Regions from separate parts of the Mus musculus genome. Here region 2 is linked to region 1. The links are chromatin contacts, found by Hi-C in ENCODE. All regions are on one chromosome and are shown on one strand. The core of a region is the stretch at or near the end of the contact, and the rest is flanking DNA. Distances in the headings are between cores, read along the strand shown.

The links. Hi-C counts contacts between places; a loop is a spot of excess contacts on that map.
Region 2: a map of heart shows a loop between it and region 1 (7-fold over the local background). The contact joins the promoter of Ccser2 here to the promoter of Wapl in region 1. A Hi-C loop is called at or near these places in 2 of 37 maps with a recorded cell type or tissue (heart and regulatory T cell).

The regions. Positions count from the first base shown.
Region 1 is chr14:34,671,634-34,675,973 of GRCm38, forward strand. It overlaps Wapl (WAPL cohesin release factor), which reads left to right and starts at 2,295. Exons shown (of 19, transcript NM_001004436.4): 1 at 2,295-2,727. 5830448L01Rik (RIKEN cDNA 5830448L01 gene) reads right to left here and starts at 3,035. Exons shown (of 1, transcript NR_165636.1): 1 at 1,338-3,035.
Region 2 is chr14:36,966,806-36,971,145 of GRCm38, forward strand. Ccser2 (coiled-coil serine rich 2) reads right to left here and starts at 1,959. Exons shown (of 11, transcript NM_027045.1): 1 at 1,737-1,959.

The DNA of each region.
Region 1 (4,340 bases), core at 1,045-3,544:
GGGATGCTTAAAGCTCCTACCTTAAACTCAGAAGGACTGGGATTGCTCTTCCCTTTCTCACCCATCCTCGGTGGATTACATGTTGTGGATCTACTATATAAACCAGTGCTTGTCAAACTCTGATGTGTGAACCCATTGCCTGGGGGACTCCCACTAATCTGCAGATGTCTGGGGTTGGGGCGAGGCTGGGAATTATCCCTTCCCAGCAAGGTCAAGGGTTATGCTTAGATACTGACATCGGGTCATTCTTTCAGTAGTAGGAATTTAGACACAACTAAGTTCTATCACTTAAGATAAGGACCCTATAAAGGGTGCCAAAGACTGTTTCTTTAATTAACCTTTCCACTTTTGCTTCACTCAGCTTCAAAACCCACTAAGTGCAGAATACTAGCAGGGCTAGGCCAGAGGATATTTCTCTTGGTTTTGGAACCTCCTCCAGGAAGATCTTGCAACTACCCCTCTCTACCTCTTTTGGCTTTTTGATCTTACCTTTTCCCTCTGATGATAATTACCCTCTAATTAGCACCCACCACCATGTCATCTAAATAATTAACCTAAGTGCAGACTGCACCTCTGCCTGCCATCTTCAAACAAATGATAAAACAATATCCTAAGCTGCTGATTAAAAAGACAAAATTGGCCCAAATAGGTCATATATGTATACCATATATAGTGCAAGACTGGTTCCTTAGCATAAGTTAAGAGGCGATGGCCTGCTGTGAAGTCAGTCAGGCTGATACTGGGGAAACTGCAAATGCAAGAATGTAAGTTATGAACTTAGGATCAAAAGGAAAACAATTCAAGTGTTGAAAATCCACCTTAAATTCCTATTGGGAAGTGCTCATGTTTTTTATTTTTAAGAGGGTGGCAGAAGGGAGTGCCAAGGGCATCTAACCAAGGGCATGCTGGAGAAAAACTCTACTATTAACTTATCCTCTCAGTCAGAAGTTTTTATTTTTCCTTTTTAGCTTTGTTGGAAAAATCCATTGACTACAGTGGAGGGAGCTTGAAATTTGAGGAGTCTTTAAAAGCAAATCTGGCAGAAGAGGTTGTCTTTTCACTAAAAGCAATTAGTAGTTTTCTAATTTCTCAGATGAGTCTCCATTAGCTGCAAGGCCAATGACTGACCACTCACTTCTCCTAAGGGAAACTGTTTTAGAAAGCTATTTTCTCATTGAAGGTTTAAAATAAAACCTCTCCAAGTTTCTCAACCAGGTGATTCACTGACATGAAAAAAAGTCTCTGCAGAAGAAAACTTAAAAATACTCCGTCCATCATTCACTACCTTCTTGTCCGGGACTAGTTAGTTGAAAACCCAAACCAAAACAAACAATCCGTCCCCCCCAAACCAAAACTTTATTATGAACAATTTGAGACATAAATACTGGTATGATAGCATATGTGTACATATCCCACAGCTCCAACATCGAAGGACATCCTCAGTTAATTTATTCCCTTCTTTCCCAGTTTCCAGAGGCTTAGTCTAAAACAAAATAAACGTATTGGATCATTTTACCTATCAACACTTTAGTGTGTGTGTGTGTGTGTGTGTGTGTTTTAAATTTAAAGCCACATTACCGTAAGCACGTTCGATAAGGATGACGATAATTCCTTAGTAACATAAAATACTCGGGGAGCGGGGGTGGGGTGGGGGTGTGGGGTGTCATTGCTAACAGGTAGGGGACAGAACTCCGTAGTGGGGACTGAACAAGAAAGGAGAGAGAGGATGAAGTGGCCGGCTGAAGCGGATCCCGGCTGCGAGGAGACCAGCACCCGACTGCTCCAGGTTTCGCTGCTCGTTTACCTGCGTTGGCTCTCTCGCACCGTCAGACCAGGTCAAAGGCGGCCCCAAGTTCCCCGCCTCCAAGGTCCGGGCGGTGGCCCAGCAGGCTCGGCGCAGCTGCACAAGTCTCTGTCCCTAGACACCGGAGGGTCCCTGGAGGGGAAACGATTGACACAGCTGCCTGCACTGTGCCGCGAGCCTTCCCGCGCTGCACCTGCGTCTCGTCGCGTGGCTAGGAACTGGGACTGGCTCCGGAGTCGGTGAAGTCCAGCAGGCCCTTAGCCAGAACCTATACCGTTCGCCAGCTCCGGAACCGGGCTTTAGACACCAGGACCTTGCGGAAGAGAGAACTACAACTCCCGTCGGGCCACGCGGTCCGACCAATGGTGGTAGCCGGCGCGTGCGGGGCGCGGCGCCTGCGCGGCGGTTTGAGTAAGAGGCCGTACGATTGGCTGCGGAGTCGGGCGGCCGCGCGGGGCCTGTGGGAAGCGGAGTGACGGAGCGAGCGGCTGTTGGAGGAAGGAGGTGGGGGGCCGGGAGCGCAAATGGCGTTGAGATGGTTCAGGGCCCTGTTCAAACTCCAGCGCTGACCATTCACCGGCGGAGGCGGCGGCGCAGAAGGCGGCGGCGGCCCAGCGGGGGCACGTAGCGGGCTCGGCACCGGCGGCGGCCGCCAGGGAGGCCTAGGCCCTGTCCGGCCGGCGCGCCTGAGGTGGGGAGGGAAGTTGCGGGGCCGCCGCTCACCCCCCACCCCCCCTGTCGCCCGAGCTTCCTATTTACCGAAGCGGAGCCGCGGACTGTGACGGCAGCAGAGCCCCTCGCCCCTCTCGGTGGCACCGGTCGGCACTGGTCTCTCGCGCGGGGCTCCCGCGCCCGCCCGCGGGCCGTTGGGAGCCGGAGAGGCGGAGGCGGCCCGAGGCCAAAGCACCCGCCAGGCGCCGAGGGTAAGTGAGGTCTCGGGCGGCTGCCTAGGCCCGGAGTGAGTTGGGGCGGGTGGAGGCGGCAGGGGCGGCGCGAGGCTCGTTGCTCACCTGGCTTCTAAGGAAGTTGGGCACCGGAGGATCGCAAGAAACTCTTTCCCTTCCCACCTCTTAATTTTGCCTTTTGAGTTCTTCTCCGGCTACTTGATTTGACTTCTCTTTTCCAAACCCGGTCCGGTTGATTTGAGTCCCGAATTCTTTTTCCCCGTCGTCTCCTCCGCCTCTAGCCGTCACCGAGAGGCCTTGCTTCGGGGACTCGGTAGCAGAAGCTTCCGGGGCGTCCGAAGCGACATCCCTTTCCTAGGCTGTGGGGGTTGGGAGGAGAAAAGTTGCGTGAGTGTCCAGCCCGAGGGGTGTCTCGGCTCCAGCCTCCGGGCGCACTCGCAGCCTCAGGTGAGGGTTTCTGTTTGCCCATTCCACTCTCCTCTCTTTATTGAAGCCCCCCTAATGCATTACCTTGGGTGTCTTTCCTGGAAGTGGCTAGGTTTCTTTACAGCTTCAGTGTAAGGAGGTTGGTTGGTTGTTTTGTATACCCTTTCCCTAATTTAAATCGCAGTGCACTTCCATCAAAAGTCAGCTGGGCTTTGGGATGAAGCGAAGGCCTCCCAAATCGAAAACAATCAGTTGTGAACCTTCTTTTCCTTTTTAGTTAGGACTGTTGGTGAAATTTGAAGCCAGAACAAGATAGTGTGTCTGAAATGTGCGTAAAACGTCATGCCAAATATATATGCTGAATTTGTACATATGTTAAGCTTAGATAATGCCATCGCAGTAGTCTGCTGACTTTTTAAAATGGACGTTATGGAAAACAGTAAAAGCAATCACGTAACTCTTGTACTCATATCTCCTGGATTCTGTACATAATAACTCAACCATATTTTCTAATCAGTACGCTCCCCATTCCTTAATATTAAAAAAATCACTGATATTTCATCAATATTTAATGATGTTAATACATCAGCGAATATTTCTGAGACGTGATCTTTTAAAAATACAGTTGTCTTATTACTTAGCTCAGTATCATATATTCATTTGCAGATCTTAATCTTGCACAGTGAATGCTTTACTGTTTTTTACGGTGAGTTTTTCAGATGTCATAAAGAAGATCAAGTCTAGATTTTTTTTTTTTTTTGGCTTTAGTCAGCATTTTTAGATGATTGCCATGTATGTGTGCCCAAAACATTCCAACTTTGTTGGAATGTATATATGTGTGTAGGTCTGCGTGTCTGTAGTCAGCTTAAAGAAATGACTTTTCTTGCCTTTGGCAGCTGCCCAATTACACTTGGTTTTGTTTAATAGGCTATACTTAACAAGAAAGACAATGAAGCTTGTTAGTGTTCAGAACTACAAAATGGAAACTCTCTGAGGAAAGCTAAAATTTCTTTTAGCACAGATGTGTACGATGACTAAATTATTATTTTATCTGATCAGAGTTGTTTTCCTTTCAAACATTAGGGTGGTGGTGAGTTGTCTTCTGAATATTTGCTGAACTAAATTGGATAGTGATTCGTTAAGTTATAAGAACTTAATAGAAATACTAAAAGTGTAGCTCAAAAATATTTGAAAATATAAGTTAA
Region 2 (4,340 bases), core at 709-3,208, 2.3 Mb after region 1:
CTATATCAGCAAATCGTTAACTCCTAATTGATGAACTGCTCAGTGCAGCGTGGCCTGGTGCTGCTGGAGCAGTGAAAACAAGAGATGAAATGCCCAGACAAGACTCAAGCTCAATGCTCTAGCGGGGATGCAAGATGTTTACTAGGAAGACAATTCTGGACCCAGGAAACAAAGGAAGATGCCATCGTCTGTGAACTGCAAACAGTCCCATGGAGAGGACATGTGTAACTGTAGACGAAACGAGAACGCAGACAAGCACCAGAAACTGGAAAAGACTGAAGGAATTCTAACCATGAAATTAAAATTCTCTTCTTCACCCACAATAGTAAAAGCAATATGGCAACAAGCAAAAAGATTCTACCTGAGGGAAGGTAGAATAAAAAAGTTCCTGCGCGAAGGGCGGCTTCTGGCTTTCTTGTTATGACGTATTAAAGAAACAGAACAAATTACAGGTTAAGGGTTGTTAAGTATTTTTAACCTAGAGACTGAGGTCAGTGTTGCTGAGAACAAGGAAGAAAACCACCATATAAGAGAAGAGCAATGCACTCTAACAAATTAAGAGAGACAAACATTAATAAAGTCTGGAAAGAAGACTGACTTCATCCAATGCAAACCCTTCATCAACGTTTACATCCCTTACCAATTATACACTATACATTTTAACGCATACTTTATAGTTATCCTTTGCATTAAATTTGATTCCAGTTTTTTAATCTAAATGATGATACTTTAATCAACTGTCTAAATACATATGTCTCACTAATACTTAATGTTCTTGACCCCCCCAAAAAAAATGCTTTTTCAAACGGCTACTCTGAAAAAAAAAAAAAAAGGTAAATGCTTATTCTCATTCATAACCGTCCTCCCCCAGCTTGGGTTTTTTGAGACAAGGTCCAGGTAGTTTTTGCTATTCTGAAGCTTGCTATGTAGACTAGGTTAGCCTGGAACTCACAGAAATCCACCTGCCTCTGCGTCCTGAATGCCAGGATAAAGGCGTGAACCACCTGGTTTTTCTCTCTCCTTAAGTGAAACAGGGCATTCCAATCTTGAACGGCGAAGAGTCTGTGCACTAGTCATTTCCATGGCTAAGGCCTATTTTATGATCAGCAAACCTAATTGGCTAGGTAGCCAGCAAAGATGAATTTGCAATTATTGAAATTCAAAATCAGGCTTTACGAGCAACGACCACCTCAAATGGATTGCCCCCTCCCTTTACTTTGTCAAGAAAGTAGGTACATTTTTAAAAAAAATGTATAAAAATAGACGTCCAAAAGAGGGAGAGGAGGGGCGTAAAGCACCTGAACCTACAGACGCCCCGTAATCCACCAAAGTTCTCAAGACGTGTTTTAGGGCGTGTCTTTGTTTTGACTCAGTGATTTAAAAAAAAAAAAAAAAAAAAAATCCCACTCATTCCGGGCTCTCAGGTACTTTCCCTCACCAACGCGAGCATCCAGGCTTTGAAATCCCAGGGCATCTCTGCCTCGCCCTGATTTCCCGGTGCAGGAAGGCTGCAGCCCGGGCATCCCGCGGCCCCTTCCCGTCACAGCACCACCGAGCAGGGGCATCCGGCCTGCCCGCTGCACAGCAGGCGGCTCGGGAGAGGGGGCGGGGGCTCCGAGGGTCGTCCCAGAGCGCTGCTGGCCAAGGACACCCGGCCCTCCGTCCGCCCGCGCTGCGCCCCGGAGCCAGGCAGCCTCGGGCGCCCCGAGACCCCGGCCCTGACCCCCGACTCTCACCGTGCGGAGGTCGCGTTGCCTCCTCGGCCGCGGCCCGGCTGCCGGTCGCCCAGCGACCTGCCCGCCCGAGGATGGGAGAGAGGCGAGAGGCAGTTCCGTCACATCCCGGTCTGTCCAGCCGCCTGCCCCGCAGCAGCCAGCATCGCCTCCTCGGCCTGCGGGAGCGCCGGACTTCACCGACGCCGCGCCCCCTCCCTAGGCCGGCACCCTCCTGGACTCCGCCCTCCAGGGCCCTCGCACTACGCGTGCGCGGCCCCGCCTCCCGGTCTGTCCTTGCGCAGGCGCGAGTCTCACTGGACTAGACCCCGCCTCCGGGCCCGCCCCAACCTCGCGCCAGCCGTTCGCAGGCTCCGCCCTGATCCACTGACCTTGCCTTTTTACCCCCTGACTCAGGTCTTTTCCTGGCTTGAACCTTTCACTCCGGTCTCTTGGCTGGATTCAAATGTGCAGCTTGACCACAACCAAACCTGTCAGCTCCGGCTCCAGTCTGACAGGAGTGATCTGAACACTGGAGCAAGCATGACTTCCCCACTTTACGTCTTGTTTTGGCCTGACTGTGGCTGGCTATGCCTCAGCCGTGCATACTGAATCTGAGCGGAGATTGCGATAAAACACTGAGAGCTGAGAATTGGAGCTATTTTATGAGGCTGTGGATCCCAATCCCATTCCAAATGCCATCTCTCCCTCCTTCCTAGATGGTCAGACAAGTCGTTGAGAGTCACCATCATGAAAGCCTTCAGTATCTGGCTGTCTATTAAAAGCATTGACGGTGATATTTATCTGACCCTAGACTGCCTAGTCTCCTCACTAGCCCTAACAGCTCAACTGAAATTAATAATATTGAAAGAGAACTTGGAAAGTCTCCACCTGTCCTCCAGACCACTAACATAACCACTGTGGTAGGGGAGGAGACACTAGCGCCCCTCAGGCCATCAGACTGTTGAAACATTATACTCCAAATAATGTTTTAAATTTTAGGTATTTTCATCCTGGAGAAATGGAAACAACACTGAAGGCCTAGCGCTATCCAGAGAAGGAGCTTGCCTCCCAGGATTCGTAGCTCTGACAACTTCTCAGACCACTTTGCAAGATAGACCGGAGTGAGCCGAAACAGTGCTAGGTCAGTCCTATCACACCTTAACCAGGCAGGAGTGCTCAATTTACAACTATCTCTAGCTCTCTATATAGACTTAAACCTCTGGTCAGTACTCCTGACGGTGGACTTGGTGATAACTGTACCCTTTTGCTTCCTCCAATTCCCTATGTGGCCATAATGAGTAAATTTCCTTTTTACCTGTTTCATTATTACTTGTCTCTTTAATTGGTCAATAGAATAATGATAGGGAGACTTAATTTTGTGGATGATAATGTGTATCTTTAAAGTGCTGGAAAAGACTAGGGCTTCATGCAGTATGTTTCTTTTTAGATTAAGTAAATCATTAAGAGAGCAAACACCAGTTCCAGACCTCAGATTCAAACACAACACTCATGCGATGAGGTTGCTAAATATGCTTTGGACTTTACGCTACAATCTAAATTGAGAGATGGAAAAGAAGTGGCTCTCCACAGCTTGTCCTTGGGAGCTAGGCAAGATGCAACTGTTCCAATAGGCTCTATAAAGAATCTGGGAGGGGGCAGGGTGATCTTTCCATTCCCCAAACCAGGAAGAGCTTTGCTTCTCAGAACTGCTTGGCTGTTGTCTTGTGACTCCCTGAATATTTGAGGTAAGTATGTGTTTTCTTTGGCAGTTTGACGTGCTAGGTCACCACTTCCCTTTCTTCTGCAAAGGTAGAAGCCTTACAGAGTGCCTGATGCATATGAATTTTTCAGGCTTCATCAAATTTTCTGTGTTCCCATTTTGTCTTTGTCCCAATTTTCTCACTTCCTTGGTTGGCACCTTGCTTCTATTTCTATTAGGCAAATCTTCCAGTGTATGCCCACAGGATTTTAATTTCCCGGATGACTGTGACAACACCGCGAGATCAATGTACTGAAAGATTATTTTTATGGCTTACATTTCCTGAAAGATGGGGTGCCATGTCATGCAGGGGCATATGGAGAGGCATTGGGTTTGGCTGGGAGTGAAGGGAAAACCCAGACCAAAGCTATTATTGGAATGTATGTGGAAAAGGAAAGGGAGATGCAGGAATATATTGAGGATGTCTAGTGTAGATACTGTCAGCGGATTCTAAACCACAGATACTTGTCTAGTTGTTTGGTAACTGACCGTGGGTTATTTGGATCAGAGAGAATACTGGCTTGGTTTGTGGAAGTTAGACAAAGGGGCGGTTGTAGTTATAGACTTAAAATTGGCTGGAGGCTACATCATAGGATTATTAGATGTTCATGAAAGTTGGGTTGCAAGGAAAGCACAAACAATGTTCGCCATTCTTTGGAAGACTGTATAGACAAATCTAAAAAATATGTATTTAAACATCATTTTAGAATTATGTATAGAAAACAGGTTATATTTTAAAAGTCTGCCACCGGAAGAACTGTGCATTCTTGAGGCTAAGGGTAAGATAGCAGACCAACCTGAACATTGGATTCCCAATGTTTATCATGGCTCAGAATCCAGGAGGAAGGTTTTATAACACAGATTGC